6 separate regions of the Homo sapiens genome follow, and all the other regions are linked to region 1. The links are chromatin contacts, found by Hi-C or POLR2A ChIA-PET in ENCODE. All regions are on one chromosome and are shown on one strand. Each heading gives the region's core, a stretch centred on a gene start or an enhancer-like site at or near the end of the contact. The rest is flanking DNA. Distances are from core to core; before and after follow the strand shown. Region 1 holds the start of WTAP (WT1 associated protein). Region 2 holds the start of EZR (ezrin). Region 3 holds the start of LINC02901 (long intergenic non-protein coding RNA 2901). Region 4 overlaps LINC02901 (long intergenic non-protein coding RNA 2901). Region 5 overlaps LINC02901 (long intergenic non-protein coding RNA 2901). Region 6 overlaps LOC112267968.

Region 1 (5,177 bases), core at 865-3,364:
AATCGCTTGAACCCAGGAGACAGAGGTTGCAGTGAGCTGAGATTGCACCACTGCACTCCAGCCTGGGCAACACAGTGAGACTGTCTCAAAAAAAAAAAAAAAAACCCAAAGAATAATTATTTTTTCTGTGTATCTTAGTTATATTAGTTAACAGTTAAGTTCATTTGTTTCAATTTGCTTTCAACCTTAGGATTTACTTTGTTTCCTTTTTTATTTACTTTTTTGGCTATGTAAAACTAAAAGTTCAAAGACAGAGAAATCTTGTCTCCACCCCCCACTCTTTATAGGCAACTAAAAATGTTAAGTTTCCAGGATATCCTTCCAATTCCTCCCCGAAAATAAGCATATACACATAAATATTCATATTAAATATAAATATATATTTTTATGTATTTAAGTAAATACATAAAAGCATATATGCTTATTTTTGCTTTTGAATACAGTGAATACTTACTACACTTAAATATTTAAGTGAATACTTAATACAACCTGAGACTCATTCCAAAGCAACACACGATTATTTCCTGAATCTTTTTAATGGTTGCATTGTGTTCTACTGTATGGATGCACCATTCCCAATCAGTTCCCTATTAACGGATATTTGGGTTATCCCTAACTTTTGCTATGACAAATAGCACTGCAATAACCTTGTATACCTATTGTTTCCATGTGTGGAGCTGCACCTTCAGAATAAGGTTAGGGTTAGAAGTATAACTGCAAGGTATAAGAATAAACACAAGTAATTTTGTACTCCGTGGAACTTGAACCATTTTTCCACTCCCACCAGGAAAGGTAATTTCAACGTGTATTTCCATTGTAAGTGAGGTGGAGCGACTTTCTATGTTTAAAGACCATTACGGTATTTTTTCTGAGAATCATCTGTTCATGTCCTTCCCCATTTTCTCCTTTGGCTTTTGCACTTTTTGTTTTCAATTTTTGAGAGCTCTTGTGATACGAGTTGCAAAGATTTTCTCCAGACCGATCTGATTCACTGGAAATATACTACGACCATCTGGAATGTACTTTAATCTTATCCTAATAAATCACCTTACTACAAGACACTCCTTTGGGGATGAACAGGTTTGATAAAGCCGGCTAAGGACAGACCAATCAAAAGAATTACGTGCTCTTCTAGTAAGTGTTTAGAGACTGTTTCACGTTCTCCAGGTAACACCGCCATTACTCGGCGGTCCAGATGGCAGTCTTACTTCAGGGAGTCTACTCCACTTGCAGGACCTCTTTGATTGAGTTCACTAAACCTCACAGGGCCGCCTTCCCCGTGTTCCAGTTAGCAAGGGGCCCTCAACGCCGCGGACACAGCGCAACCTCCGACGCCAGAGAACAATAGCTCCTCGATGCGTCTCCAGAGATGTCAAGGAGGAACGAACCCAGCGGCCAGGAGACTGCGCCTCACGACTGATGAGAGGGAAGGCATCGGTTTCTAAGTTCTCAAAACTTACAGGTGAGCTTCTGCTAAGAGTAAACGCCCGCGGCTCGCCGCCCACGGCCTCTCTCTTGAGGTGGCACCTGGTCCTCCGACACGCGGAAGCATCACGGATGAGCGTCACGAACACAGAGCGGCCAATCACGCGCCGCCTTCGCCCAGATCCCTCCGCACGAGGCAGCCCCGCAGCCGCAGGTGGCCCCGGCGAGTACTTCCACCTTCCCTTCCCGTGATGCCCTGGGGCTGACCTCCGACCTCGCTGGCCCGCCCCTCCCCTCGGCCGCTTCCCTTACTGAGCTTGCTGAGCTCCGGGGCCCGCGGAGCTCGCGCCAGGCTCCTGGGAAAGGACGGGGAGTGTTACCGGGGAGCAGCTGCTCCATTGTGCCTCGAGGCCCCGATCGGGCTAGGCCGACGGCCTCCCTCCCTTCACCTTTCCTCTCCTGGCGGGGTTCGGCGGCGGGCGAGTGACTGCGGCCACGCCTGAAAGGCGACTCTCCTGTGAGTGGGCCAGAAGGCGAACATGGCGGAGCGGGGAGGCTGGCGGGAGGCGGGAGGCGGGAGGCGGGAGGCAGTGGCGCTGGCCTGCGGCGCGTTCGGACCGGCTGTGGGGCGGGGCAGGGCGGAGCGGAGCCGTGCGGCGGGGCGGGGCCGGGCGGCGGGGCCTGGTTTCCTCCCTCAGCGCCATTTTGTGGCAGCGAGACCCACAAATAAAGGGGAGCGCAGGGGTTGCGGCGGGACTAGGAGCGCGGCGGGGCCGGCGGCAGAGCTGTCCGGCTGCGCGGTGGCCCGGGGGGCCCGGGCGGCAGGGCAAGCAGCGCGGCCTCGGCCTATGCGACCGGTGGCGCCGGCGCGGCTTCTGCCTGGAGAGGTAGGCGCGGGCCGGCTGGCGGGAGCGGACGCGGGGGACCTCCGGGGCCTGAGGGCTGATGCGCAGCCGCCCCCGGCGGGTAAGGGGCGGGCAGGGCCCGAAAGGCCACACGGGCCTGGTGCGGCACCGGTCTCTCGTGAGCCGCTCTACCTTCCCGCCTGCGGGGAACACTTCCGCCGCTTCGAGGCCATTTTATCTCTGTCCTCCGTCCCCAAGGCCCGGGTTGAGAGGGGTGCTCTGGCGGCCGGAGAGACCGGCCACTCACGGAGGCCGGAGGATGCCCTCCCCGGGCTGAGCGGCGGCGCTCGTTTTTTCCTCGCCTCGGGGTCGCCCCCTTCACCTCCCTTGGGCCTCTCCTGAGGACCTGGCGGCACTAACGAGTTCAGCAAGGAAAAAAAGAAACATTCGTTCCCTACATTTCATGTCACGCAGTAGGATGTTACTACGTTCTCTTGTAGACTTCCATTTTTAAATGAGTATAAGCATTCTGAGGAAAGAAACTGAATTATTGCAGATTTTTGTGAAATCCAAGTCTTACCTTGGATCCCTGTGAGACAGTTACTAGATTTTTTTTTCACCGTTTTTCATAAGTCTGTGTACACGTAATGGAAAAGCCCGAGTTCTTGTTTTGATAAGAAAGTCACTTGGTTGTTTGATCCCAAAGGATTAGCTTAACATTATCAAGGACTAGCATAACTGTGATTATGTAAAAAAAACAAAACAAAACAAAAAAACTATTATTTAGTCTGGTAGGGAAATACTTCTATGAGTATGTTACAATTGGAAGTTGTATTTGTGCCTATTTTATCTAGTTTTAGTTAATTCCATTGCTTCGGAAGATAAGTGGACGTCATAGATCCATCGCAAGTTCTCGTTTTTTGGATTTTAAAATTTTGACCATTAAGTTTTCTACGATAGATAAACATGTTGTGGACATTTAAAACCGTAATTTAAAACTATGAGCGAAAAATCTTTTCAAGATGGATACATTTTAATTCATTCAAGTAGCATCTGATTAGCCAAGTCGGGGAAAGATTGCAGTCCGCAAAGCTGGCTTGTGATAAGGTTGAGGTTACATTTTAAGGGTTTGGGTAGGTGTGTTTCTTACAGTGCTTTTATATGTTAAGGTATCTTAAGCAGACACATGGTTTAAAAGTTCAGTATTTTTAGTACTTTTTCATTGGCAGAATTTGGACAAGCTACCAGAATTGCTAACTCCTAAAGGATAAAAGTAATAATAATAGTGTGTCCCAGGCACTGCTTATTTTTACATGGCTCTTTTATGTCTAGCTTTTCCAATTCAACGTTGAGTCATGTTTGCTGAAAATATTTTTGTGTATTGTTTGTCAGAAATAAGCTGGTAGAGATGAAACACAATGTGTAAAAAGCCCTGTGATGTGGAGATGAGCATTGTCACAATTTGTACAGTACATTAAAGCGTTCAAGGTCTCTTATGGTCTTGTATGTAGTATTGAATCCCCTTGAATATATTGTTTAGCAGTTTTGATCATTATGTATTTGCTTCTTGCTCCTCAAAATTGTACGTTAGTTAGTAGGTCCTTCAGCAAAAGAAGACTGAAGATAGTATTTTGGTTTTATTCTTGTTTTTAATTTTTTTAGTTGTCTCCAACTTTTCTGCCTCTAAATATTTTGCTTCTTGTAGTTACTAAGCTTAACACAGAAAAACTTTTCAGTATCTCCACAATAGTAAACTTCATTGTGTATTGTGTATAACAAGATGTTCCATCTGACTAAAATATATTGCTGTAAATATTTTCTGCCTTTGAAGATGTAGTTAATAGAATTTAATCTTTTCTAAGTGCACATTGAAGTTGCCTTTTATGTTCATATTATGTTCATATTTTATTTGAAAAATCTATAGCATTTTTATTGTGCTGAAAGCATTAATATTTGCAGCACTTTGTGAGACAGGCAAAATTATCTTTTTGCTGACTTGGAAACTGCAAGAGTTAAAAGACTTGCTTGGAATCACACATGGCAGATAGAGGATAAGGAAAAGATGGCCTTTCAGTTCCTCATCAGTACCTTGCTACTACAGTGTCTGCAGATTGGTGTCTTACATTCAGCTATGATTTGTTCGCCAAGGTACCGTGTCTTCTTACTGAAGTTGTTTTGGCTGGCGCTTGCCTCCGTTCAGAGGGAACTGAGTTACCTAACTTTATGATGCTAAGAGCCAGGAAGGTACTGGGATCTGGGATGCTAGGCACCTAACCAGTCTAGACTGAACTCCATACTAAGCTGTTTTTCTGTGTTAAGGCATCAAGAGTAGATGGTGGTCCTGATTTTCTGAGATATATTATCTCTGAATTATCTACATAAATAACTGAAACTTTTATGTAATTTTAAAACTAGTCAATCATGTTACCACCCTTTTGAGGGGCACCAAATTTGAGACCCTTACCCCCAATTTATTAATTAATAGCTGTTTTAATCACCTAATAGCTGATCACCTAATGACTAACAGTCATTTTCATCCTGGAAAATGGGAACTAACTTTGACTTTGAAAAGTGCTGTTATTAAATGTGTGATTCATAAGAACTGAACATATTTTCTTTATTATTTTCCTTCAGGATTCAACTTTAATTGACTCCAAATGATGTTATGGTCATTCTGTTTTTCTGATACGAGAATAGATTGTTCTGAGAACCTAGAATATTCATTGCCTTTATGAATCTAGAATTGACTTTAAATTTAGGTTATTGTGTTTGTCATTTGCGCTAAAAAAAAAATTGCCCTGGGGAATACCAAACTTCTCGGTACATTCGTGTGGTGTGAAAGTCAAAATTGCCAATTAGGTTCTATTTTGACCAAATAGTTGAATGTTGTAGACAGTTGTAAATTTT
Region 2 (5,177 bases), core at 1,729-4,228, 910 kb before region 1:
AAGTAGTGACGGAGAACAGGTTAACTTTTTCCTGAGTGCTATCTTAGCTGAGCTCTGCACCTCTTCTTTTAGTGAAATAAAGAAAACCACACCCAGAAGGGTAATCTTCTTGACCACTCCTCCGCATACCGTTGCACTCAGCTCTGCCTGAGTAAGGGGTTGTACTTAGGTCAGTTTCATACCACATGCACTGTCAAGCCTCGATGTCACGTGTCACTTTTAAGTTTGAATTAAAAAGAAAAATTTTGTATAGAAAATACTCTGCATCACAAATGAATCATCTTGATGTAACTTAGGCAAAAATTATATTGGCTTCTGAATCTACTGGCATATTAATTCTTTATCCTAACAGCAAAATTAATACCTCTAACAAAGATCTTAGAGAACATAAAATGTAACAGAAGAAGCACACAAGGCCGGGTGTGGTGGCTCACGCCTGTAATCCTAGCATTTTGGGAGGTCGAGGTAGGCAGATCACCTGAGGTCAGGAGTTTTAGACCAGCCTGGCCAACATGGTGAAACCCCCTCTCTATAAAAATACAAAAACCAGCTGGGCATGGTGGCACATGCCTGTAATCCCAACTACTCGGGAGGCTGAGGCAGGAGATTCGCTTGAACCTGAGAGGCAGAGGTTGCAGTGAGCCGAGATCATGCCACTGCACTCCAGCCTGGGCCACAGAGAGAGACTCCGCTCCCCCATCCCCCACAAAAGGCACACAAGCATTGATTACAGAACCAACTTGTTTGAAAAACCAAAAAAAAATTCCAGATGTATCTGTAATCCCAATTTGTAATGAATCCTGATATTTTGTCCATTGTGATTCAAAACTCAAAAAATGTTAAACCTTCCCCCTAATGTCTAGTCACCAGTTCCCCAGTGTTAAAAGCAGGTAGAATACATACAACTTTCTAAGAAGCGTCAGTCCCAGAGAACCTGCCTTGTGCCTACAACCCCCAGGTCTCGCCAGCAATCTCAACACAATCAGATTCAAGGAGACAGAGGCGCAGGCACAGCCCTTTCATCAGCTGACCAGGAGTGCTCGGCCCGGCCTGCCAGGAACCTCTTATCAAACTCCACCGGCTGCCTGCATCTACAATTCAAGTCCATGGCTAACCTTCTGTTAGAGACAGAAATTCTGCTGCAGCCAGCAAGTTTGCTGGTGTACAGGGCACCGCTTCATGGGCCTAGTAGGAAGCGAAGCTGAAAGGCAACTTCCGAAAGCCAGTCTCCTCTCCCAAACGCCCTTTAATATCTCCCCAGTTGGATCTGGGGCGCCTGTGGTTTCGGACCCTTAGGAGCTCTGAGAACTGGTGTGTGTGGTCGGAAGCCATCTGAGTCTCCCTGTGATTTGGACTTTTTAAGAAACTTCTAAGTTGTATTACTATACCCTTTAAAAACAGACGGAAGCAGTGTAAAAAGGCCTCTAGTTTTTAGAAAAGACCGTAACTACTGGGGAGGGGGCTCACAAAGAAAAAGACTGCAGAGAAAAGCATCAAAATGGTGTTTTCCTAACGCTCCACAAAAGGGTCAACAAGTAACAAAGAGCGGCGAAAACCTCCTCCTATTCCTATCGTCTTCTGCGTGTGAGAAGAACCCTGTTCCCCAGGAACTGCCCCAACACCTCGAGCAGGTGCCTCCCCTCTCCAATGAAGCCTCTCCCGTCCGCCCGGCCCAGAAACTGGGCAACTTACTGGTTTCGGCATTTTCGGTTTCTGGTGAGTATCCTCGATCCCCGAAAACACGACTATCCAGCAGCAGCGAAGACGCTGTCCCAACCTGGAGTCAGAGCAGAACCCTTAGAGCGCCCGCCCGCCCTGCCTCGTCCTCCTGCCGCGCCCGACACTCGGCGCCCGCAGCGCGCTGCCGCTTAAGAACCGGCCAGCCCGGGCCCGGGTGAGTCAGCGCCCCGCCCAGCACTGCGGGCATGGGGAGGGGGCACGGGCGGGGCGGGGCCGGGCCGGGCCCCCGGCGAGGAGGCGCCCGAGAGCGGGGGCGCGCGCCCAAGGGGCAGCCGGCGGGCACTGGAGGTGCCCCCCAGTTGGGGGTGGGTCCGAGGAGAGGGGGTGCGCACCCAGGGGACCCCCAGCATGAAGGGGCTGGTGGGGGGCGCAGGCCCGGGAGAGAGAGGGCAGGGGGAACACTCAGTGGGGAGGATCGGGGGGAGGGGGCGCGGGCCCCGGGGAACACTCGGCCAGGAGGGTCAGGGGAGAGAGCGCCGGCCGGGCGGGGAGGGGTCTGGGGGACACTCGAGGTGCACCCAGCGGAGAGAGGCGGAGAAGAGGGGGCGCGGGCCCAGGGATACCCGGCGGGGAAAGGCCCGGGGAGAGGGAGCGCGCGCCTGGGAGAGAGAGGGCGAGGGGCAGGAGGAACACCTAGGAGGAAGGAGTCCCGGGACAGCCAGCGCGAGCCCGCGGGGCACCCGACAGGGAGGGGTCAGGGGAGAGGGGGCACAGGGCGGGCGGGGGGGCACTCGCTGGGGAGGGATCCGTGGAGAGGGGGCGCGGGCTCGGGGTCCGCCGAGGAACTTCCCGGGGCTGCCAGGAAGCCCGTGAGAAGCCGAGCACTCGGCAAGTTTCACTTTGTGTAGCAACCGTTGCCCCGCGGCTGCAGTCACAACCGTCAAGCCTTTGAGAAACTCTTTCAAAAACTGCAACCGCTCGGGAGCCGCCGAGGGACGGCGCCCAGGCACCCAGGCTCCGCGTTTCCTTCGGGAGAGACCTGAGGGGACCCGGCGCCGAGGGGAAGGTCGCGGGGCCGCGGGCCGGCTCAGCTCCACCTGCCCCGGGGGTGCCGGGCGAGAACCCCGCGCCGCGCCCCCTAGGCTGCCCGCCGCACCTGCCGCCGAACCCCGCCGCCCGCCCGGGCCCTCCACCAGGAACCCCCCGCCCAGAACCCCCGTCCCGACCCCGGCCGCCGCACGCCTCACCCGGCGCCTGCAGTGCTCCGTGTGCTCCCCGCCGCCCTTGCGTCCGCCGAGTGCGCTCGCTGCCCGCGCTCCCAAAAGCCCCGGCGGGGCGGGTCCCGGGACCACGCCCCTTCCCGCCCAGCTCCCGACCTGTGAGGTGCGCCCCCCGCAAGATGGCGGCAGCCGGGCCTCGGGCTGGGTGGGGGCGGAACTTGGCGGAAGTGCGCGCTACTCCCCTCGCAGATGCAAGTGGGGAGGCTGTTTGTCCCACAGCGGGCAGGGGGAAGTCAGGAAAACGTAAATAAATCTGGAGGGGCGGACGGCTTGGGGGAATCGCTGGACCGCTTGGGGCCGGGACCGGGGGCCAGTTCCGAGGCCTCGGCCCTGGGGCGGCTGCACCTGGCCCCGAGTCTCGGTGCACGTGGCCGGCCCAGCCGCCGCCTTTCCGAAGCTCTGGTTAAGTGGCACGTTTGTGGCCTCTTTTGACGTGACTGGCAAAAAGCTCCATGGGATTTCTCTGAAATTCTAGGAATTAAGTTTTTTTGTTTGTTTTTTTGCTAATGGTTCTCAACAAATTTTTAAGACACACAAAACACATACTTTGGGGGCCAGTAGAATTTGCTGCGGGAGAGCTCACTCTAGAAGGGGTTCTCAACGTCTGGCTTCCAGACGAGCAGCAACAGCATTCACTGGGAACTTGCATAAGTGGAAATTAGGTGTTGCTCAGCCTTAGGATTCAGAAACTCTAGGGCTGAGCCCAGCAATCAGTGTGTTACAAGCCCTTCGGGTGATTGTGATGTTGGCTAAAGGTTGAGACCAGAGCTTCTCCTGAATTCCTCTCCTGGGTTTACTCCTCCCTTTCTGCTTTTAGTTTTCTTGTTTGTAAAGCGGCATAATTATGGCACCTGTATCAGAGGGTTCTAATGAGGATAATGAGTTAGTACATGTACGATGCCTGGAACAGTACCTGACACTTAGTAAGCACTTAAATCTATCCTGGTAGAAAGAGAAACCAATGACTTTGGGCGAAGTTCCAAACTCTGTTTCCCAATTTGTTGAGTGAACATACTAGTAGCCCCACCTACATAGACTTGTAAGGATTAAATGAGATCGTGCATGTGGAATGCTTAACTCGTGCTAGCCTCATAGTAATTGATGCTTAACCTGTCTTCCTAGGGACACACTGCTGTTTGGGCAACCCTTTGTCAGGGCCTGTTATCTCCCACTTGCAGATCCAGGGCATTTCAGAGGTCAGAGAGAGGAGGGAGGCCTCTTCTGAGATTTTGACCTCTATTCAGGTAAGTGTATTCCCTCTGAAAGACTGAACTTTTCTTTCCCTTTTTTTTTTAGACGGAGTTTTGCTCTTCTTGCCCAGGCTGGAGTGCATTGGCGCAATCTCAGCTCATTGCAACCTCCATCTCCCAGGTTCAAGCAATTCTCCTGCCTCAGCCTCTTGAGTAGCTGGGATTACAGACACCCGCCACCAAGCCCAGCTAAATTTTTGTATTTTTAGTAGAGACGGGGTTTCACCATGTTGGCCAGGCTGGTTTTGAACTCCTGACCTCAGGTGATCTGCTCACCTCGGCCTCCCAAAGTGCTAGGATTACAGGCGTGAGCCATCACTCCTGGCCTGAATTTCTTTTTTATTAAAATGAAGTTATAGGCCGGGCGCTGTGGCTCATGCCTGTAATCCCAGCACTTTGGGAGGCCGAGGCAGGTGGAACACCTGAGGTCAGGAGTTCAAGACCAGCCTGACCAACATGGAGAAACCCCGTCTCTACTAAAAATACAGAATTAGCTGGGTGTGGTGGCGCACGCCTGTAGTCCCAGCTACTCGGGAAGCTGAGGCAGGAGAATGGTGTGAACCCGGGAGGCAGAGCTTGCAGTGAGCTAAGATCGCACCATTGCACTCCAGCCTGGGCAACAAGAGTGAAACTCCGTCTCAAAAATAAATAAATAAATAAATAAAATGAAGATATAATGGTAACTGCAGTAGAAAGAAAACTATGAAAGATATTTAAATTACCTGCACTGATAATGTTTCCAACTGGACATCAATACCTCCACTGCCTTATCACTGCCTGGAGCCTGGTTAGCCAGTTTGGGTTCCCAACTCTCATAATAGGATATGCCTCTAATCTAATTTTTATCTCGCTCCATTTGAAGTATACTGTCTTCTAAATTGAATGTTTGAAATAGCGGTGCCCCAAGACCTTGAAGAGCATTTCTGAACTTTACCCTTTAGGGGAATGCCAAAAAATGAAGTGGCCT
Region 3 (5,177 bases), core at 1,973-4,472, 860 kb before region 1:
TGTTTTCTTTTTTATTTATTTAGTCTTACCAGACCAAATTATTTTCATTAAGAGTTATGGTCAGAGTTGGAGCTTGGGAGCAGTAAGAAGGAACAGGTTATAATAATAAAAATACTATTTCCCTAATACTTGTTTGTAAACCATGCTTTTTGTTTTTGTTTTTCAACATACCCATTTTTCTCAATAGGCTATATTGCTGAAAAGTTTTCAGAAAGTTCTATTAAAAAATAACCAAAGTCTTACACTTAATAGATTTTTAGTAACTTTGTTAAATGAATGTCAGACACAAAGCTAATGCTAGTATTTGGAAGTGATGTCGTTGAAGTTTTGATAAGGACATTTAAAGTTATGGATGATAATTAAGTCTTACTGTAAATTACTACCTGACTATGAAACTTAGTACAGTCAATGTAGCTCTGTAAGAGAAATAATAAAGATAGAATAGTCATGACTAGGTGCTTTTCTTCTTAATCATTCACGGGAAGGAGCAAAAAAGATAATGAACATTTTTTTGAATACCTATTTGTGCCACTCAATAATTCAGGAACTTCAGAGATCTCAGTTAATCCTTTCAGCCAAACAGGTTACAAATAAAGAATCTGAGGTTCATAAAAGTTTGGAAATTCATACAACTTCAGAGAGACGGGTTGGGGGATGGTGGGACTGGGGATTAAACCCAAGCCTGCCTGGCTCCAAGGCAGTTTCCACTGCAGGGTCTACTGTATTTGGAATTTCTATCAGGTAGTTCTGGTAGCTTTTTGGAAGAAAGTGTAGAAGAAAGTTTGAAAGTCATTCTTATGATCGGTTTGCTTCCTGGTTCCTAACCAACCAAGTGGATCTAAGTGAGGCCACTTTGTAAACAGGTCGTTCTCCAAATTGATGAACACAGCAGAATCTGAGACATTTTCAGAAACTTTGTACTGCAGATTTAATATGGTCTGTTGCTCAGGGGAAGCGGAGATTGTTGAGACTGTAGGCACCCTTATTTTCCCTCTCACATAGCAATCTTTTTTTTTTTCTTAAGACAAGGTCTCGCTCTGTCACCCAGGATGGAGTGCTGCGGTGTGATCACAGCTCACTGCAGCCTGAACCTCCTGGGCTAAAGTGATCTTTCCACCTCAGCCTCCCAAATAGTGGGGATTACAGGTGTGAGCAACCACGCCCCACAGTAGCAATCCTTTTCTTAAACCAGCAGCAGGACAAATGTCTTCCTGAAGATTTGTAACACCTGGTAGTGATCCCAACTCCTTCTGGGCCCGCTTAAGACTAAGTTTCTGGTTAGGAAAGAAGAAACTGCAGAGCTTAGTAGTTAAGGGCACACAGGAGTCAGACAACCTTGGGTGTGAATCCCGGCACTGCCATGGTACTAATGTGTTGCATGAGTCATGTTGAGAGGTGAGGCCAGCTGGACTTCCTGGGTCCAGTGGGGACTTGGGGAACTTTCCTGTCTTACAAGAGGATTGTAAAACGCACCAATCAGCAGGATTCTAAAAGTAGCCAGTCACGGGAAGGATTGAAAAAGAGGGCACTCTGATAGGATAGAAATGGAACATGGGTGGGGACAATAAGGGAATAAAAGCTGGCCACCCCAGCCAGCAGCGGCATCCCACTTGGGTCCTCCTCCATGCTGTGGAAGCTTTTTCGCTCTTCACAATAAACCTTGCTACTGCTCACTCTTTGGGTCCCGGCCATCTTTAAGAGCTGTAACACTCACCGCGAAGGTCTGTGGCTTCATTCTTGAAGTCACTGAGACCACGAACCCACTGGCAGGAACCAAGTCCAGACACAATGTTATGCAAGCTTTCTAGACCCTTTCTGTAAAATGGGTATAATAATAGTATCTAAGTCATGGGGATTTTGTGAGGATTAAATGAAATGCCTGTTAAGCATTTAAAATGCCTGGCACATTGAAAGTTCTTTTTGGAGACAAGTCTTGCTCTGCCGCCCAGGCTGGAGTGCAGTGACATGATCTCTGCTCACTGCAGCCTCTGCCTCCTGGGTTCAAGCAATTCGGTGCCTCAGCCCTGAGTAGCTGGGATTACAGGCATGCGCCAACACGCCCACCCAATTTTTGTATTTTTAGTAGAGATGGGGTTTCACCATGTTGGCCAGGGTGGTCTGGAACTCCTGACCTCAGGTTATCCTCCTGCCTCGACCTCCCAAAGTGCTAGGATTACAGGTGTGAACCACTGCCTTTGGGCCAAAAGTACTTAATTCTTATTGATGTCCACATTCAACAATTACTAGGTTTGTTTTTTCTGCATCCAGCTGCAAATGATCTTCAAAGTTGTGAACTCAGGAAATCTCAGAGGCGTTTATAGGCTTTCCAACCAGAGATGATATTTGTAATTCAAAGAAGTAAATAGAAATCCTTAAGAGAACCCCTTTCAAGCTAAGTTCCCATCTAATATGGAGTGGTGGCTTCGAATGATCCTTTTGGCTTATCTTTTTAAGTGTAAGAATTTTTGATGAATCACACTTCGTACCTATTTGGTCACTTTCACCAAAGTACAAAACCAGTCTGCCACCAGAAGAAATTTAATAACCTTGAGACTCAGAGAAGCAATGCTGCCTGATTGGTGGACAGCCAGACCAGTGAGGGTCAGACGTGGCTCTTCGGCTCCGGACACGGGAATGTGGTGGAAATGAGATCCTCCAGCGATTCTAAGGAGTGTTTTGTTCTTCTGGCTTAAGAGAAGGGCAGAGGACAGAACCAAGGGGAAAGAGAGACAGGCCCAGCCATTGTCTGACGTGAGGCACGATAACACATTAGAGGGCTGGTTTAGCAAAGGGCAAGGTAGAGTTGGCATTAGACGCGCTTGCAAAGGGAGGCGGGCAAGAGCTTCAAGACGCGAATGACACTTGAGCAGCCTGGGCTCACGTCTGGTAAGGTTTACGCCGCCTGTTCCCGCCATCTGGCAACTCCCTCCCAGAAGGGTGAGTTTGGTTCTTGGCAAATCCCCTTCGGACACACAAGCTCTTTTATTAAAATATAACCCCACTAACAGATTGCAGACTAGGCACAGAAGCCCCAAAGCACCCCCAGAGACCGCAGCAGTCCCGCCCCGCCGCCCCCGGATCCGCGCGGCTGCCAGAAGCTCCCCTCCCCCAGATCTTGGCCCCTCCCTGAGGCGCGCGAGCGTGTCGTCGCCCGCTCCCGGCCAATCAGGGCGCGCGACCAAAATAGCGCCATATAAAAGCTGGATGGCGGGCGCGGCCGGTGCAGAGCCTCGCGCTGGGGTGGGGTTGCGCGCGCAGGTGAGGGGGGCGGGGCCGGCGCGACCGGCGGGGCGGGGCGGACACTCCCACCGCGCACCTGCTTCTGCCTGACGTGTACCCGGAAGGTCGTCAGCTCAGGCTCCAAATATGTAACAGTGAGTTTCTAAGTGAGTCACACGGACGCGGTTGGTTTCCAGTGAGGCATAACTCATCGCTTCACTCTTCTCAACGGTTCCCTCTTCGGAAGGAAGCGCAGTCCGCAGCGTCGTCCGAGGGCGTGATCGCCTGCGTCGCACCCGCGTCTCCAGTGGCCACCCCTTGTCCTACAGGAACGCGCATCTGCTTAGCAGGCGCTGAGCCCTTGAGGAGGCCTAAAATGAATGAACGCGGCTGTGCCTCCTGAGCAGGCTCACAGTTGTGGGTGGGGGACAGAAGGGTGTCCATGCCTAAGGTCGACGGCGATAAGACAGACGTTCTTCCCAGGAGGAGATCAGTTCCAGGTGGGAGGCATTTCTAGGAGTCACCTTTCTCCGAGGAAGTGACCTGAGCTGTAGGAGGTGGAATCACAAAGGCTTTGGTGCCCTACACACCTGGGTTTTAGCCTCAGCTTGAGTCACTCACCCAGTCTGTGACGCTGAACACATCAGGAAACCTCAAACTTTCCCCATCTTTAAGATGCAGATAATAGCCGGTCACCATGGCGTGTGCTTGTAATGGCAGCTACTCGGGAGGCTGAGGCAGGAGGATCTCTTGAACCTGGGAGGTGGAGGTTGCAGTAAGCCGAGATCGTGCCACTCACTCCAGCCTGGGCAACAGAGCGAGACTCCATCTCAATAAATAAATAAATAACACTACATGACTGATAGCATATTTTTGAGGAGCATCTCTCCCCCTCCGTGCTTGGGTTTAATCCCCCCTTCCTCTCTCCCTCCCTCCCTTCCTCCCTTCTTTCTTCCTTCGTTACGTTTCTCTTCATTTCTTTTTTTCTCCATCATTCCTTCATTTTTCTTATTTTTTCCTAACTGATATAATTTACACACAATAAATCGCACAGAAATTAAGAGGACAGCTGGGTGAAGTTTTACATATGTATACACATGTCATTAGCCCCTAGGTCAAGATCTAGAACATTTCCATCACCCCAGGTTTCCAACTGCTCCTTCCGGTCAGTAGTACTTCCCCAGAGGTAACCACTATTCATTTGGACTTAAATTACCAAGTATGAGTTGTGTCTACTCTTAAACTTCATGTAATTGCAATCAAGCATTATGCTTTATTCCAAACTTGTCCAACCCGCACAGGCCACGGTTTTGAATGTGGCCCAACACAAATTTGTAAACTTTCTTAAAACATTGCGAGATTTTTTGTGACTTTATTTATTTATTTATTTTTTTGAGACAGAGTCTCTGTTGCCCAGGCTGGAGTGCAGTGGTGTGATCTCGGCTTACTGTAACCACCGCTTCCCAGGTTCAAGCGATTCTCATGCCTCAACCTCCCGAGTAGCTGAGATTACAGGCTGGTGCCACCACACCTGGCTAATTTTTGTATTTTTAGTAGAGATGGGGTTTCACCATATTGGGCAGGCCGGTCTCAAACTCCCGACCTCAGGTGATCTGACCACCTCGGCCTCCCAAAGTGCTGGGATTACAGGCATCAGCCACCGCGCCCCGCCATGTGATTTTTTTTTTTTTTTTTTAGCCCATCAGCTATTGTTAATTTTAGTGTATTTTATGTGTGGCCCAAGGCAATTCTTCCAGTGTGGCCCAGGGAAGCCAAAAGATTGGACACCTTTGCATTTCTGTTTTTTTTCACCCACCGTAGTGTCTGTAAGATTCCTCCATGTTATCACACGTATCAGTAGTTTGAAGTTTGTTTATTACTGAATAGTATTCTATTGCATGAATATACTTAAGTTAACTTATCCTTTTTACCATTGATGTGTATGTGGGTTGTTTTCA
Region 4 (5,177 bases), core at 1,303-3,802, 830 kb before region 1:
ATTCAGGTGATTCTCCTGCCTCAGCCTCCTAAGTAGCTGGAATTACAGGTGCCCACCACCATGCCTGGCTAATTTTTGTATTTTTAGTAGAGATAGGGTTTGACCATGTTGGCCAGGCTGGTCTTGGACTACTGACCTCAAGTGATCGGCCTGCCTCGGCCTCCCAAAGTGTTGGGATTACAGACACCATGCCCGGCTCATTTATGTATTTTCTGTGGCTACTTTTCTGCTCCAAAAGCAGAGTTGTGTGGTTGCAACAGAGACCATATGGCTGACAAGTTCAAAAATATTTACTACCTGGACTTTTACTGACCCCTGGTTTATATCATTTACGTTGAATGTAGTTATTGATAGGTTTGGATTCAGATTTTTATTTCCTTTTCAGATTTTTATTTTATTTCTTTTCGGTTTATTTCCTCTAGTCTTTATTTCTTTATTATCCCTTTCCTGCCGTGGTTTAGATTATTTGAACATTTTTAGTTTTCCATCTGAATTGAACTCTAGAGTTTTAGTTATGTATGTATGTTTTAGTGGTTGCTCTAGAGATTACAATGTACATACTTAACATTTCCCAGTCTAATTAGAATTAGTATTTTGTCATGTCAAGTGGAATGTAGAAACCTTATCACCACGTAGATCTTTTTATTCTTCCTCCTTTGTGTTTGAATATCTCTATTCATTTAGGGCTTTCATTTCTCTCAGAAATGTTTTGCAATGTTTAGCATAGGGATTGGGCACATTTTTTTCTTAGGTTTTTTTTTTTTAAGGTATTATAATTTGTTCCTAGATATTTATATGTTTGATATTATACGTGGTATTAAAATTTTTTTCATTTAAAAAATTTTTTGAGGCCAGGCACTATGGATCATGCCTGTAATCCCGGTACTTTGGGAGGCCGAGGCAGGTGGATCATCTGAAGTCAGGAGTTCGAGACTAGCCTGGCCAACATGGTGAAACCCCTTCTCTACTGAAAATACAAAAATTAGCCGGGCGTGGTGGTGGGCACCTGTAATCCCAGCTACTTGGGAGGCTGAGGCAGGAGAATCGCTTGAACTCGGGAGGCGGAGGTTGCAGTGAGCTAAGATCGTGCCATTGCACTCTAGCCTGGATGACAAGAGCAAAACTATGTCTCAAAAAAAATTTTTTTTGTTGATATATGGTAATATTATTGATGTTTGTGTACTGACCTTGTAGCCTATGACTTTGCTGAATATATTTATTAATTCTCATTGTGGTTTATTTTATATTTTCTAAGTTTGTAGTCACGTTATTTACAAATAAATATACTTCTTCCTGTCCAATCTTTAGACCTTTCTTTTGTACAGGAGGAAAAATTGCTTCCTTCTTCATTTCTAGGTTCTGTGGCTGGTCTAAGAATTAATTATTATTATTATTATTTTTTGAGATGGAGTCTCGCTCTGTCGCCCAGGCTGGAGTGCAGTGGCAGCAATCTCGGCTCACTGCAAGCTCCGCCTCCCAGGTTCACGCCATTCTCCTTCCTCAGCCTCCCGAATAGCTGGGACTACAGGCGCCTGCCACCATGCCCGGCTAATTTTTTTTTTTGTATTTTTAGTAGAGACAGGGTTTCACCATGTTGGCCAGGATGGTCTCGATCTCCTGACCTCGTGATCTGCCTGCCTCGGCCTCCCAAAGTGCTGGGATTACAGGTGTGAGCCACCGTGCCTGGCCTCCTGTTTTTTTGTTTGTTTGTTTGTTTGTTTTTGAGACAGAGTTTCACTCTCGTTGCCCAGGCTGGAGTGCAATGGCGCTATCCCAGCTCACCGCAACCTCCACCTCCCGGGTTCAAGCAATTCTCCTGCCTCAGCCTCCCCACTAGCTGGGATTACAGGCATGTGCCACCATGCCCGGCTAATTTTGTATTTTTAGTAGAGACGAGGTTTCTCCATGTTGGTCAGGCTGGCCTCAAACTCCCGACCTCAGGTGATCCGCCTGCCTCGGCCTCCCAAAGTGCTGGGATTACAGGTATGAGCCACTGTGCCCCGCAATTTTTTTTTTTTCTTAATGGATAAGAGGTTTTTTTTCCCCTATTAACATCAATGTAATTCCTGTGTGTGTGTGAGAGATCTCAGAAAGGGAGAGAGAGTGCCAAGGTCTTGCTCTGTCACCCAGGATGGAGTGCAGTGGCACGATCTCAGCTCACTGCAACCTCTGCCTCCTGGGCTCAAGTGATCCTCCCAACTCAGCCGCCTGTGTAGCTGGGACTACAGGCATATGCCTAATTAATTTTTATATTTTTAGTAGAGACAAGGTTTTGCCATATTGTCCAGGCTGGTCTCGAACTCCTAGACTCAAGTAATCTGCCCACCTCGGCCTCCCAAGGTGCTGGGATTACAGGCATGAGCCACCACACCCAGCCTGGTTCCTCCCCTTTTAAACCATATAAAGTAACTTCTGGGTTTGCCATGGCATTTGTAAACTGTCATGGTGCCAGTGAGAGTGTCTTTTAGCATGCTAGTGCATTATAATTAATGTATAACAAGCACTGAGAGCAACTAGAGGTTTTGCAGTTTCTTTACGGCATCCTCAGAAAACAAGTCCTGCTGACCTCATACCTTAGGAATGCCATCTCTGCATTTCCAAAGGCGTCAGTGTAGTCTTTTGTAGGCTGCAGTCTTTTGTAGGCAAGGGATAGGCAGATGCTCCTAAACTATAAATGCCTGTGCGCGTATTAAAAACAGATACTTCTTTGGTGAGACTACTGAAAAAACAGTGCTCTTTGATCTGGACTATTGTAGACCTTCTCTTACCTAATACACTCCACCTGGGGAGATACATTCCTTCATCTGTTTTTTGTTAAAGGCTTTTAATAACTTTTAGTAAAACTACCCAATATATGCATGGAAGAAACCTGCAATTTCACCCCTAAATACATAAAAATAAATTTTTTAAAAAAGTTATTGAGGCCAGGTGTGGTAGCTCATGCCTGTAATTGTAGCACTTTGGGAGGCCAAGACAGGAGAATTGCTTGAGCCCAGGAGCTTGAGAGCAGCTTGGGCAACATGATGAGACCCCCGTCTCTACAAAAAAAAAAAAAAAAAAAAAATTAGCCAGGCATGGTGGCACGTGTCTGTGGTCCTAGCTACTCAGGAGGCTAAGGTGGGAGGATCACTTGAGCCCAGGAGGTCAAGGCTGCAGTGAGCTGTGATCATGTCACTGCATTCCAGCTTGAGTGAAAGAGCAAGACCCCCATCTCAAAAACAAAACAAAAAACTTTTGGTAATGAACTATAAACGACCCTAATAGGAAAAACACATTAAGTCATTACCAGCTTGTAACACCATTCTGTGACTTCATTGACACGTTATTATGTATTTGTCACTTAGCTTTCTAATGACCCTGCACAATTTTGTTGGCAGAACAGGTGGAGAGGTATGAAGAACGAGGAACACTGCCCGGGGAGTTTCTTCCTCTGCAAAATAAGGGAGTGTGTACTGAATTACCGTTTCCAGCTCCAACATCCAGGATTTCAGCACTACCTGCAGAGTAGTGGGAGGAGAGATAGGTAAGAAGTTAAAAAGAGACCTGATGGAATACGTGGCATCCTGGTACTGCTGGGGTCCATCCCCACACCTCATGCTCATGAGAGGGAGACAAGCTTCTTGGAGCTCCTCCTCATCTACAGGGCTCTCCTCACAGGGCCTGGAAGTTCTGCCCCAGCCCTGTGGGGATTTTCTAGAGTCATTTGCCTCTCTTTAAAGCCTTGGCAGAGGGAGCCGGTGTGGGGAAGGGGTGGTAACGTAGATGGCAATGCTTGTCAGAACATATTAGAGCCCTCTTCCACGCTCTGCAGCCCCTGGGCCTAGGGCTAGCATTATTCTCCCCTTTTATAGCCATCTGTTGATTTCACCTTATCTCGCACTAAGCAATGGGCTTCTTGTGGGCAGGTGCTCTCTCTCACCCATCTTATTTCTCTCTGGCTCTTTCACGGGGCCTGCTGCATGGTAAGCGCTCAGTGTTCAGTGAGTGAATGGACAGGAAGGGGCAGGGAAGTGAATCAAATCTCCTCAGGTTGAGACATCAGCACCATCTGTGATCCTTTCCTCATTTGGACCTTCACATGCAATTAGGCTCTAAAATCCAGTGAGTTTTTTTTTTTTTCTTTTTGACGGAGTCTTGCTGTTGCCCAGGTTGGAGTGCAGTGGCGTGATCCCAGCTCACTGCAACTTCCACCTCCCAAGTTCAAGTGATTCTCCTGCCTCAGCCTCCCGAGGAGCTGTGATTACAGGCGCCCACCACCATGCCTGGCTCCTTTTTATAGTTTTAGTAGAGATGGGGTTTCGTCATGTTGCCCAGGATGGTCTCGATCTCCTGACCTCAGGTGATCTGCCTGCCTCAGCCTCCCAAAGTGCTGGGATTACAGGCGTGAGCCACTGCGCCCGGTCCTAAAATCTGGTGATTTTTATTTCCCTGTGTCTGTTTCTACGGCTGCCTCCCTAAGTTCTTTCTCTGTTGGGTAGTGGGCTTCGGCCTAGCTTTCTCATCACCGCCACACCCTTCCTTACCCATCCTGTACAGACAGATAGATTTTTCTAATGTACATTTTCAGCATATCTCTGGGCTGCTCAGACCATTTCCTCAACTCGACACCCAAATTAATCAGCTCACTCTTCCATGTTTTACCATCCTATCCGTCCTTCTAATAAATACATCCTGAGCTTCTGGGGAGGAGGTCTCATCTCAGATTCTCTGCCCAAGCCAGATGGTTTCAACATAGTCCTGCCTCTGAGCCCTTATGCAAGCCATCTCCCTGCCTGTCCCAACTACTTGCTTCTATCCAGAGCTTGGTAAGCCCACTTCTCCCAGAGAAGCCTCCTGGGGTCATCCCAGGCCACTTCGAATTTTCTCTTTGGTAGCACTTGGTCACAGCAACCTTGGGCACCAAGCTGAGTATAGAATGGAGTCCAATCAATGTTGATATGATTTTTAAATGGTGGCGACAGTCATGTGCCATCTGAAGCAGGAATAGGGAAAGAGAAGCAGTGACTAGCCTATACAAATTAGCCAGGCGTGGTGGCAGGCGCCTGTAATCCCAGCTACTCAGGAGGCTGAGGCAGGAGAATCGCTTGAACCTGGGAGGTGGCGGTTGCAGTGAGGCGAGATTGAGCCACTGCACTCCAGCCTGGGTGACACAGCAAGACTCCATCTCAGAAAAAAAA
Region 5 (5,177 bases), core at 915-3,414, 820 kb before region 1:
ACTTGTACTGGTCCTAGACTGGTGCAAATGGGGCCCCTGTCATGGGTCCCACATCTCAGGAGCTAGGGCAGAGCTTGGACAGAGACCCAGATGACTAGCTTTCCTCTCCACCCTTTGCACAGCTCCTGAGGTTGACCAGATGCCCCTAGCAGCTCTGGGCTGCACCTTTGTGTCCAAGTCTTGGTTCCAGGAAGAACTCTGAGCAGATTGCTCCTGTTGGCTGGTGCAGTTGGCTGGTGTTCCTGTTGGCAGGTGGCATAGCACAAGATTGGGCTGCCAGAATGGTACTAATATGCTGGTTTGGGCAACTCAAATTGTTTATATAGACAGACGCCCCCACAAAAAATACTTGCTTATGATTCCACACACCTTTGGGCATATAAAGCTTAAAAATGTGCAGTATAGGCCAGGCATGGTGGCTCACACCTGTACTCCCAGCACTTTGGGAGGCCGAGGTGGGCAGATTGTGAGGTCAAGAGATCGAGACCAGGCCAGGTGTGGTGGCTCACCCCTGTAATCCCAGCCCTTTGGGAGGCCAAAACGGGCGGATCACAAGGTCAGGAGATCGAGACCATCCTGGCTAACACAGTGAAACCTGTCTCCACTAAAAAAATACAAAAATTAGCCAGGTGTGGTGGTGGGTGCCTGTAGTCCCAGCTACTCAGGAGGCTGAGGCAGGAGAAGGGCATGAACCCAGGAGGCGGAGCTTGCAGTGAGCCGAGATGGAGCCACTGTACTCCAGCCTGGGCAACAAAGCGAGACTCCATCTCAAAAAAAAAAAAAAAAAAAAAAAAAGTCCAGGCGCGGTGGCTCATGCCTGTAATCCCAGCACTTTGGGAGGCCGAGACAGGTGGATCACAAGGTCAGGAGTTCAAGACCAGCCTGGCTAAGATGGTGAAACCCCATCTCTACTAAAAATACAAAAATTAGCCAGGCATGGCGGCAGGCGCCTATAATCCAGCTACTCAGGAGGCAGAGACAGGAGAATTGCTTGAACCCGGGCAGCAGAGGTTTCAGTGAGCCGAGATTGCGCCACTGCACTCCAGCCTGGGTGACAGAGTGAGCCTCCCGAGTAGCTGGGACTACAGGCACCCGCCACCACACCGGGCTAATGTGTTTTTGTATTTTTAGTAGAGACGGGGTTTCACCGTGTTAGCCAGGATGGTCTCGATCTCCTGACCTCCTGATCCGCCCGCCTTGGCATCCCAAAGTGCTGGGATTCCAGGCGTGAGCCACCGCGCCCGGCCTATCATGTTTTATTTCTTAAGCTGGGTAGTGGGGGAGTAAAAGGTGCTGATTGTGTTATTTTTTATGCCTTTGTGTATTATTTGATTTTTTTTTCTTTTTTTTTTAAGAGGAAGAAGTGAAGATAAGAAACCACTCGAAGCCGGTGTCTGGTGCTGGGACCGTGGTGGCTGGGACGGCAGCAGTCGTGCTGTCCATCTGCTCTTCCGAGGGGTGGCACATCCTAGCCTCTATCTTTTCCCCAGAGAAGATCCCCCTCGTCTGCTCTTCCCCCGTCTCAGCCTTTTAGTGTGTGAACAGTTCTGGTGTTACTCAGCAACGCTTTTGTTAGCGCCTTTACCAGCAAGTACTTGTTAAACACTTAAATCTTACAAGTGGAAAGAAAATTCCGTGGTAAATTTAAGTACAAAAGTCAACCAAAATTCTGAGTCTCGGACAAGACTGGTTAAAAATCGTTCTACAATGAAACTAATAAATTAAATCATATAAAACTTTTATTGCTTTGCAAGGAAGCTTTAGTATTAAATGTAAGCATTTTCATCTGGTGATTCTTCCCAGTCTCCTGTGGTAATAATACCTGGACAGGGAAGAAATCTTTTGAGATAACTAAACTATACTGGGAAATGGGCCCCTTGCTAAGTTTCCTGTGGCAGTGACACCCCCTCTGTTGCAAATATTTTCTCCGATGCGTGGTTTCAGTTCCAAGCCAAACCCGTTCTACAGCGTGCTTTGTACCTTTCCAGAGACTGATCGGTATCAGCTTGCCAGGGCTTTAAACCCCATTCATTCTTTCATTACTTAAAAGCCTCTTTCTTTGGAAAACCTTTGAGTGAAGCATAAAATTAGCATCTAAAAAGACATAGCAGCAACTGAACCCAGGAACGTCAGGGAATATGTGACCACCAGCACCATTATTGACCTTCCTAAGTGCAGTTTGATGGGGGAAGGGGCTATGCAGGTGGAAAAAGGTGGCCGAGAGGTGGAGGTCCCCCGGCAGGGGCAGTCGCCTCTCTGGCCTGAGCCAGAAACTCCCAATTCTCATGGGTGGCTGATGAGAGAACCCCTCCCCTCCTTTGTATTTAATCCTTTCTCTAACTCACTTCTAAGCTGACATCAGAAAATCTTTGAAGAAAAGCACAGGGGAGGCCTATTTCAGTGACTTTCACTTCTCTAAATGTTTGTTCTTTTCAGTTAGTTGTAAAATATGTTTGAATAATATTTTCAATTCTCTTTCACCACTGTTCTACAAAATGTGAGCCTGTAGGCATTGTTTTTTTTAAATGAAAAAGAAAAGATTGATTTTAGGAATCACATTCAAAGTGTTTGATGAATCAGGGCTCAGCTTAGCATTCAAGAACATGGCTGGGAAGTTTCCACTTTGTTTTCGCCCTAGATTCGTCTTTAAATCTTTTGTCTCCTATATTTTTCCAGCTCTGTGGACTTCTTTGAAGAGAAGAGGGCTATGAGGATTGAAGAAAGAAAGGCTTTTATCCAGTAATTTGTAATGATCCCATTGGATGATTATGGAATATTTTTTGTATACGTAACCCCTCAGGGAAAATCTGAGCCTATCTCTACCCTTAAAAACTCTGGTAGCCTGATGGCGGGTGGCGGGGAGAGAAGAAATCCTGTTTCTCCTTTCCCTGATTTTGTCCCCAAACTACATCTTGCTTTGAAAGTAGAGGAGTTGGAAGGAGAGGAGTTAGTCTCTCATGGGGCCCCTGGAAGGCAGATAGCTGCCAATCTTTGTGTGCATTTTGTCAAGAATGGCTGCCTTCTAAAAACAAACCAACTCTCCTCGATGCCTCAGGTCAGGGATCTGGGAGAGACTGGATTGTATAAAAGATGTTTCCAAGGCAAAAAAGCATTGCTCTCTTGGGGCATTTACAGAGGATGTCATCAGTGGGCACTTGGAAGTTCTAGAAGTCATGTGGGGTGCTGGTGTCTGCAGTTCCTGGTGTGCTCAGGACATTCTGTGTCTGCATAGAGGGTTGCTGCCCTATGGCTGGCCAGCTCATACCTGCACAATTACTTCCAGCACCTTGGCAGGCAGGAAAGGGACTACAAATATACCAACAGGGTAGGCGTTTGCTCTGGGGAAGAGGCTGATTTGGGGTGAATAGTTCATACCACAGGAAGCCCGCTGTGTGTGGTGGGCAGGTGACATTTGGACTGGGCTCCTGGTGGCTTTTGGCTCTCTTCCAGTTTGGCCTAACAATGAAATTACACGTTGAAGGGGTTTGTTACTGTTGATCTTTATTCCACAGCCTGGCTTCTTGGTAAAGGCATCCATGTTGTCCGTGTCTACATTTCCTCATCTCCCATTAATTCCCCACCAGCCCACAGTTTGCTTTCAGCCTTCACAGCTCCTGGGAAATGTCTCCCCATCTGTTGCCATCCTGGGGCCCCTCCCGAGGCTTAGTCTCCTTCCTCTTCTGCCCAGAGCTCAGCCCCTTGGCTGCTTTGCCACCTCCCTCCTCTAAAGTCACCCACTTTGGGAGCTTCTCATTTTTCTGTCTCCTTTGCCCTTTCCTTATGTTTAGTTGTTCCCAGACTCCTGGGACTTAAGTTCAAACCCCAACTCTACCATTTATTACCACTGAGGCCTGGGCAGGTCATATAACTTGCTTCAACCTTAGATTCCTTCCCTGTGAAATGGGGATAATATAGTACATACCTCATGTGGGGGAAGATGCAAAGAGACAATACTTATAAAGTGATTTACATGGAGCTTCTTATGGGGAAAGTACTTACTAGATGCTAGTTAACATCACTGTTACTCCTTTCTCACTCTGCCCACTGTCCACCCACTACAGCCAGAGGCCTTAACAGCTTCCATTCTTTGAAAGGTTGCCCTCTAGCCTAGCCCTTCCTCCTCAGTCTACACCCCAGGATGCTGGGTATCTCCAGCACCATAAATATTGCAGAGCAGTGAGTAATACCTGTTGGGTTCACTGAACCCACTTCATAGGCCCCACTCCCTGTGCTCAGTGAGCAATAAGTCCTCTCGTAGATTCCACACTGTTAAATAGAAGAAATAATGCTGATCATGGCTGTGCACTTTGTTCACTATGCAAAGGTACTTGGGAGAGCACCGCTGGCTGGAGAGTATATGGTAGCTGGGGGACCCAGGAAGAAGGTCTTTCTCTATCTCAAGCCTTCTTTGAAATTCAGATATGTTGGAAGACTTCCTAGTGTCTTTCAGGGCTGCGAAGTTACCCAACAACCTTTAATTGTGTGCATTGCTTTTTTTTTTTTTTTTTTTTTTTTTGAGATGGAGTCTTGCTCTGTCATCCAGGCTGGAGTGCAGTGGCATGATTTTGGCTCACTGCCTCCGTCTCCTGGCTGGTCTCAAAATCCTGACCTCAGGTGGTCCACCTGCCTTGACCTCCCAAAGTGCTGGGATTACAGGTGTGGGCCACCACCCCCAGCCTGTGCATTGCTTTCTTTCTTTTTTTTTTTTTTTTTTTAAGACAAGGTCTTGCTCTGTCACCCAGGCTGGAGTACAATGGTGCAATCTTGGCTCACTGCAACCTCTGCCTCCCAGGCTCAAGCGATCCTCCTACCTCAGTCTCCCAAGTAGCTGGGACTACAGGCACACACCACCACCCCCAGCTAATTTTTGTATTTTTGTAGAGACAGAACTTCACCATGTTGCCCAGGCTGGTCTTGAACTCCTGAGTTCAAGCAATCTGCCTGCGTTGGCCTCCCAAAGTGTTGGGATTCCAGGTGTGAGCCACCACACCCAGATTCTAATATTTTTCTATAATGCGAGATACAACCTCCCACCCGTGATTGTCGTGATATAAATATAAACATATTTGGTATGGAACCCAGGCCTGAAACCTAGGCTCACCATTATTGTGTCACCTTGTACTGTGACTGCCACCCCTCGAGCTGGCCCCTGCCGCACAAGTCACATGACCTCTGTG
Region 6 (5,177 bases), core at 1,937-4,436, 630 kb before region 1:
GTGCCCTTGGGTGTTGCTAGGGTCTTGGAAAGAGATTGAGTTTTAGGAGAGAGCAAAGCGATGACTGCCACCAACTCACCTCTGCTTGGCAATGACCAGCCAGTCCCTGAAGAGGAAGAGGTGCCTCCTGGTGGTCTCAGGGCCCTGGGTCAGCACCATGGGGCTGTGAAGGACAGGCTCAGCGTGCTTGAGGGGCAGGCCCAGCTGCAGGGACAGCTGCTCGAGGGTCACTGCGGATGCCAGGCTCTTCCTGAGGGCGGGGGAGAGTGGGATCAGTCCTGAGGGAAGAGGGTTCCCCAGGGAGCTGGCGTGCAATGCCTGTGATGTCTCCAAACACCAAGTCACCACTAGTGTGGCTTAGTCAGAGTGGAAATCAGCAGGAAAAAAGTGCAGACTTTTTTTCTTAAAATTTGAACTTAAACAAAATGAATTTACAATAAAGCACAGCAAATTGAGTCAAATTGTTGGACCTGATTCAGGTTATAGCTAATCACTGCTAGTAATGTCAATGCTAAGGATTTCTGTGAGAATTTTAACCGAAGGCAATACTTTCCAAATATTTTCATGCCATAGCACACACAGCAAAGATAGCATTTATATCACACTCTGAGGGAAACTGAGGCAGCCAAAGGCCTACCGGCCCACCCAGGCTGGCCCACACACAGAACGGAGAGGGTCAATGCCGCGGCTTTGGTGTAACTCATTTGTGGCACATGGCTTAGGAAGCTCTGACGTATTCCTTTGATTAGCAGAAGTTTTCCCTAAAGGTTAAAAAGGTCAGGGTTTCCCTGCTGCTAAGTCTAAACAAATGTCTCTCAATTCATGGTTTTCTTCCATAGAGTAAGTTAGCCGCAGAGCAGATTAAACATCACCTGTGAGACTCAAGCGGTCATCATTCATTCATCTGGACTCCAGCATCTTTTCCCTGTGCTTCCTACAATTCTAGAGTCACCTAGCTCCTGTTGCCCTTGAAACATGTTCTCCTCCTGGTCCTCTACCCTGTGTCTGGGGCCGATGGTGAATTTAGGCCATGAGGGGTCTGTCCCTTGGCCTGCTTTTCCAGTTGCTTTACCGCCACTCCTTTCCATTCTAAACACAGCAGTACTAGCTCTCGCAGGCACATCTCCATTACCCAGGGAATCAAATGTGATATTTGAATAAAGATGAGTTGGGATACGTTTCTGTTATTTAAAAGGCAAACATTAAAACATTTTGATACTCGGCTGCGTGCAGTGGCTCACGCCTGTAATCCCAGCACTTTGGGAGGCCGAGGCAGGTGGATCACTTGAGGCCAGGAGTTTGAGACCAGCATGGGCAACATGGGGAGATCCCCATGTTCAAATATTTCGCCCACATCGCCAGAGGCTCTGTAAAGGCCGCATGTTTTCATGTGCTCTAAATCTGCAGATGGTTGGGATGGCTGGGGCGAGAGGTCAGAGCTTTGACCCACATTGTGTTTAAAGAAATATTTGTGTATTTGTCTCTACAAAAAAATACACAGATTAGCTGGGTGGCATGTGCCTGTAGTCTCAGCTACTTAGGAGGCTGAGGTGAGAGGATAGCTTGAGCCCAGGGGGTTGAGGCTGCAGTGAGTGGGGATTGCACCATAGCAATCCAGCCTGCGTATGAGATCCTGTCTCAAAAAAAAAAAAGCAATACTCAGTGTTTTCCAAAAATCAATTAAGTGGCATGAGTCTTGGATTTCGTGCCCTGATGATGGGTTCCCGCTCTGGAGTGGGACTCTGCTCTCTGGCCTTTCCACCCCGCAGACACCTCCCACAGCCTTGTGAATAAGTCAGAGCTTTCTCTCCATCAAGCGGGGGTGGGCGTCTATAAATGATACAGCCCAAAGGAAAGCCTGGGCGGCTCTGAAGTGGTGGTGTTTCAAGTCTTGCTGGTGGTTAGTTTGCTATTTAGGGAGAGAATACAATAGAGAAATTGGGTCTCAAACCGTAATGCATGGGAACTAGAACTCTCTGCTCTGTTTTTAAATGGCTTCTGCTTCTCTTTGAATTTATTTGGAAACATGTCTGGCTATTTCCATATATTTGAGGGATATATAACTCCCAGGTATGGAGCAAACGTTGTCTCTCCGGCTATACCCATCAGAGCCTGCTTCACTGCCTAGCCCAGAGACCACCCTCAAACGCCTGAGGGGAAAGTCAATGGTTGAAGTGAGTGCTTGGGAGTGGTGGGACCGTAGAAAATGGTAGAAGTTGTGCTGGGTCCAAAGGGACAGCCCATGAGGGCCACATAGGAATGCGGGCCCAGTGTTACTGCCAATGATTTAAAACGCCAGTAAGCCGACATTCTATTAAATGTCCATTCATTCTAAACATTTCTTTCTTTTTTTTTTTTTGAGATGGAGTCTCGCTCTCTCACCCAGGCTGGAGTGCAGTGGCACAATCTTGGCTTACGGCAACCTCCGCCTCCCGGGTTCAGGCAATTCTCCTGCCTCAGCCTCATGAGTAGCTGGGACTACAGGCATGTGCCACCACTCCCGGCTAACTTTTTGTATTTTTTTTTTTAGTAGAGACGGGTTTCACCGTGTTAGCCAGGATGGTCTCGATCTCCTGATCTCGTGATCTGCCCACCTCAGCCTCCCAAAGTGCTGGGATTACAGGCGTGAGCCACTGCCCCCGGCCCTAAACATTTCTTTAAACACAATGTGGGTCAAAGCTCAGACCTTTCGCCCCAGCCATCCCAACCATCTGCAGATTTAGAGCACATGAAAACATGCGGCCTATACAGAGGCTCTGGCGATGTGGGTGAAATATTTGAATATTTAAAATAAGATGTTATGAACCAAATTGAGAGGAACAGATCTGTATTTGTCAGATAATTATTCATTTGAGCTTGAAAAAGCATGCACGTGTAGATAATCCACATCCAGTCAAGTGAAGTAGGTCAAGTTTCTTTCCTGAGTATTCTGCTTGCCAGGCACCTGTCCGCATGTCAGTCTTGGTCTGCCCACGATTTTTGTTTTCTTTCCCCTCTCCTTTGATCGCTGTTCCTCCTCATGCTCCCTGGCCAGTCCCCCGCCCTCCAGCCCTATTTTGCACTTCCTTGTGATCCCAGGAGAACTGTACACTTGCCGGGGTTAATTTTTCTGACACACACAGAGACCTAATTTGGTGATGTCATTAAAAAAAAGCACTCGTGTTAACCATATTTCACAACAAAGGCGCCTCAGCACTCTCACCGGAGGGGAAATTTTTTTAATGCACTGAAATAGGAAACAAGTGACGTGGCGAATACCTGGTGAACGGAAACAACTGTGCCCTTTGCCTTTCCATGCACTGATGAATTTCCAGCGGAGTGGGGCCTGCTGGTGGCTTCGCACAGCGAAAGTGCCGCCGGGCCCTGCTCCATGGAGACCTGATCTTCTCTCCCCAGAACTTCACATGGGAAATGATCTAGTCAACTGGGGCCCTGCTGAGTTCAGCATCAGCTCCCAGCCTGAATAGACTTCAGGAGCCTGCTGGAAGTGGGAGAAGGAAGGGTGGTCACAGGTGCACCCTGGGAGTGGGTGGCGAGGCCTCTTAGGTCAGTTTGCCCAAGTGTGTGCTCCTCCGATCTGAACTCCCAGTATTTGACTGTGGATTTGGCATAAAGGTATGGAGAGTGGCTCAGTATTTGGGGGCTCTTTGAATTACTGGTGACTTTGCAAAAGAAAAAAGTGCAGTTAAAGGGATTTCAGCCATAAGAAGCCTGACCTGGAAACCATCATTTCCTGGCATCTGGGGTTTCGAGGCAACACAGCTGTGGGTCCACCATTCCACACAGCCTGGATTAACCTGCATTGGAGGCCCCCTGCATAAAGTCATGGCGCATACAGCTCTCCAAAGTCACGTTGTGTGGATGCAGTTGCCCTGAGGTATAGGTACAAGCCTGTCATCCATTGCTAAGCACCCACAGCATCTCATCTCATTTCTGGCAAGATAATCAGGTTTTGATTGGCAAGATAATCAGGTTTCATTTTCAAGCCAGGTGTGGTGGCTTACACCTGTAATCCCAGCACTTTGGGAGGCCGAAGTGGGAGGATCACCTGAGGCCAGGAGTTTGAGACCAGCCTGGGCAACAAAGTAAGACCCTGTCTCAAAAAAAAAAAAAAAGTTTAAATTAGCTGGGCCTTTAGTCCTAACTGCTTGGCAGACTGAGGAGAGAGGACTTCCCTCAGGAGTTTGAGGCTTCAATGAGCTATGATAGCACCACTGCACTCCAGCCTGGGTGACAGAGTAAGACTCTGTCTAAAAAAAAAAAAAAAAAAAAAAAAAAAATCAAACTTGGTCCTCAACCTATGGCATGAATTACCATTTTCTTCAACAGGGCTAACACTGACTGCCTGCCATGTGCCAGGCTAATCTCTTTACCCTCATTCTTTCTCAATCCTTACAACACTCCTATACAATTAGGGCCATTTTATAGATGAAGTAACTGAGGCTCCGTGATGTTAAGCAATCTGCAGACCTCTCAGCTGGCAAGTGGCAGGGCTGCGAGCTGGAGTCAGGCCTGTCTGGCTCCAGGGACTTTCCCTTCTCCACATGATCAAATGTTGCCTTCTGGATATTTTTCATTTACTTCTTTTTTCTCATCCACTGACGTTCCACACTCCTGTGGCATGTTGCCTGCATTACTTCAATAGTTTCTGCTATTTTCCTTGCATCAGACCTTAATTCCCTCAACTCTCTGTCCCCCTCCATCCTCCCTGTCACTGCCCGAGGAATTCTCTCAAATATGTATGCCTCAATCACTCCCAGGCATCAGAGCCCACAGGACTCCTCAGTCCCTTTGATCGATCTCGCCAGGCTCTGTGTGCTAACCCTGGCCCCTCTCTGCTGCTTGCCAAGAGGCCCTCTCCGCATTTCAACCCAGGGACCACTTGCAGCCTAGAGTGGGTGTCTCCCTGCAAACCTGTGTCACCTACTTGTCTGGCTCATCTGCCTGTCTCGTCTGTTGTAACGCACGTGGTCTCTTTCATTTCCACAGCCCCAGCATAGTGCCTGGAAGTGGGACGTGCAGGCACTATGGAAAAAGGACTTGGGTGGTTCCGAAGGGAAACCAGGCAGTGGAGGCAGAGGCAGGGAAATAGAACCACAGTGAATGGATGAAACCTTCACAGATCTGTTGAACGACCTTTGATCTTTTATGTGCCTTGCTTGATTTGCTTTCCACTG

Evidence for each region. Hi-C counts contacts between places; a loop is a spot of excess contacts on that map. ChIA-PET counts read pairs that join two places held with the same protein, here RNA polymerase II (POLR2A). Pooled maps may share reads with other maps.
Region 2: a map of naive thymus-derived CD4-positive, alpha-beta T cell shows a loop between it and region 1 (4-fold over the local background). The contact joins the promoter of EZR here to the promoter of WTAP in region 1. A Hi-C loop is called at or near these places in 2 of 168 maps with a recorded cell type or tissue (OCI-LY7 and naive thymus-derived CD4-positive, alpha-beta T cell), 12 of 37 single-sample maps with no recorded cell type and 14 of 50 pooled maps. POLR2A ChIA-PET finds 5 or more read pairs at or near these places in 2 of 52 experiments (HCT116 and activated naive CD4-positive, alpha-beta T cell).
Region 3: a loop to region 1 is called in a pooled map, with 21 times the contacts of the local background. The contact joins the promoter of LINC02901 here to the promoter of WTAP in region 1. A Hi-C loop is called at or near these places in 2 of 37 single-sample maps with no recorded cell type and 9 of 50 pooled maps. POLR2A ChIA-PET finds 5 or more read pairs at or near these places in 2 of 52 experiments (OCI-LY7 and Panc1).
Region 4: POLR2A ChIA-PET joins it to region 1 with 21 read pairs in OCI-LY7. The contact joins the enhancer-like site here to the promoter of WTAP in region 1. POLR2A ChIA-PET finds 5 or more read pairs at or near these places in 2 of 52 experiments (OCI-LY7 and WTC11).
Region 5: a pooled map shows a loop between it and region 1 (4-fold over the local background). The contact joins the enhancer-like site here to the promoter of WTAP in region 1. A Hi-C loop is called at or near these places in 2 of 50 pooled maps. POLR2A ChIA-PET finds 5 or more read pairs at or near these places in 2 of 52 experiments (BJ and WTC11).
Region 6: a loop to region 1 is called in a pooled map, with 3 times the contacts of the local background. The contact joins the enhancer-like site here to the promoter of WTAP in region 1. A Hi-C loop is called at or near these places in 1 of 37 single-sample maps with no recorded cell type and 6 of 50 pooled maps. POLR2A ChIA-PET finds 5 or more read pairs at or near these places in 1 of 52 experiments (T-cell).

What each region holds. Positions count from the first base shown.
Region 1 is chr6:159,725,392-159,730,568 of GRCh38, forward strand. It overlaps WTAP (WT1 associated protein), which reads left to right and starts at 2,115. Exons shown (of 8, transcript NM_001270531.2): 1 at 2,115-2,312. It also overlaps a transcript of SOD2 not described here. RefSeq lists enhancers at 1,326-1,923, 1,404-1,493, 1,844-1,973, 1,924-2,521 and a silencer at 1,984-2,533.
Region 2 is chr6:158,816,390-158,821,566 of GRCh38, forward strand. It overlaps EZR (ezrin), which reads right to left and starts at 2,979. Exons shown (of 14, transcript NM_001111077.2): 1 at 2,928-2,979; 2 at 1,693-1,777. The coding sequence starts at 1,704. It overlaps EZR-AS1 (EZR antisense RNA 1), which reads left to right and starts at 1,590. Exons shown (of 3, transcript NR_102425.1): 1 at 1,590-1,716; 2 at 4,083-4,204. RefSeq lists enhancers at 1-47, 911-1,080, 1,563-1,612, 5,134-5,177 and silencers at 1,823-2,022, 2,163-3,152, 3,213-3,262.
Region 3 is chr6:158,866,592-158,871,768 of GRCh38, forward strand. LINC02901 (long intergenic non-protein coding RNA 2901) reads left to right here and starts at 3,223. Exons shown (of 3, transcript NR_160980.1): 1 at 3,223-3,386. RefSeq lists enhancers at 2,197-2,869, 2,870-3,542, 3,443-3,612, 3,543-4,216 and a silencer at 3,043-3,362.
Region 4 is chr6:158,891,844-158,897,020 of GRCh38, forward strand. It overlaps LINC02901 (long intergenic non-protein coding RNA 2901), which reads left to right. Exons shown (of 3, transcript NR_160980.1): 2 at 3,378-3,523. Among named protein-coding and RNA genes, the nearest start is that of LINC02901, 25 kb to the left of the region's middle. RefSeq lists an enhancer at 2,110-2,810. Within about 2 kb of position 2,553, at least 3 of the 41 ENCODE cell types and tissues checked have a DNase peak (open chromatin) inside an H3K27ac peak, as active enhancers do.
Region 5 is chr6:158,908,612-158,913,788 of GRCh38, forward strand. LINC02901 (long intergenic non-protein coding RNA 2901) reads left to right here. Exons shown (of 3, transcript NR_160980.1): 3 at 1,356-1,742. Among named protein-coding and RNA genes, the nearest start is that of LINC02901, 41 kb to the left of the region's middle. RefSeq lists enhancers at 1,398-2,191, 2,192-2,985. Within about 2 kb of position 2,165, at least 10 of the 41 ENCODE cell types and tissues checked have a DNase peak (open chromatin) inside an H3K27ac peak, as active enhancers do.
Region 6 is chr6:159,095,650-159,100,826 of GRCh38, forward strand. LOC112267968 reads right to left here. Exons shown (of 5, transcript XM_047419645.1): 3 at 80-250. Among named protein-coding and RNA genes, the nearest start is that of TAGAP, 53 kb to the left of the region's middle. Within about 2 kb of position 3,187, at least 7 of the 41 ENCODE cell types and tissues checked have a DNase peak (open chromatin) inside an H3K27ac peak, as active enhancers do.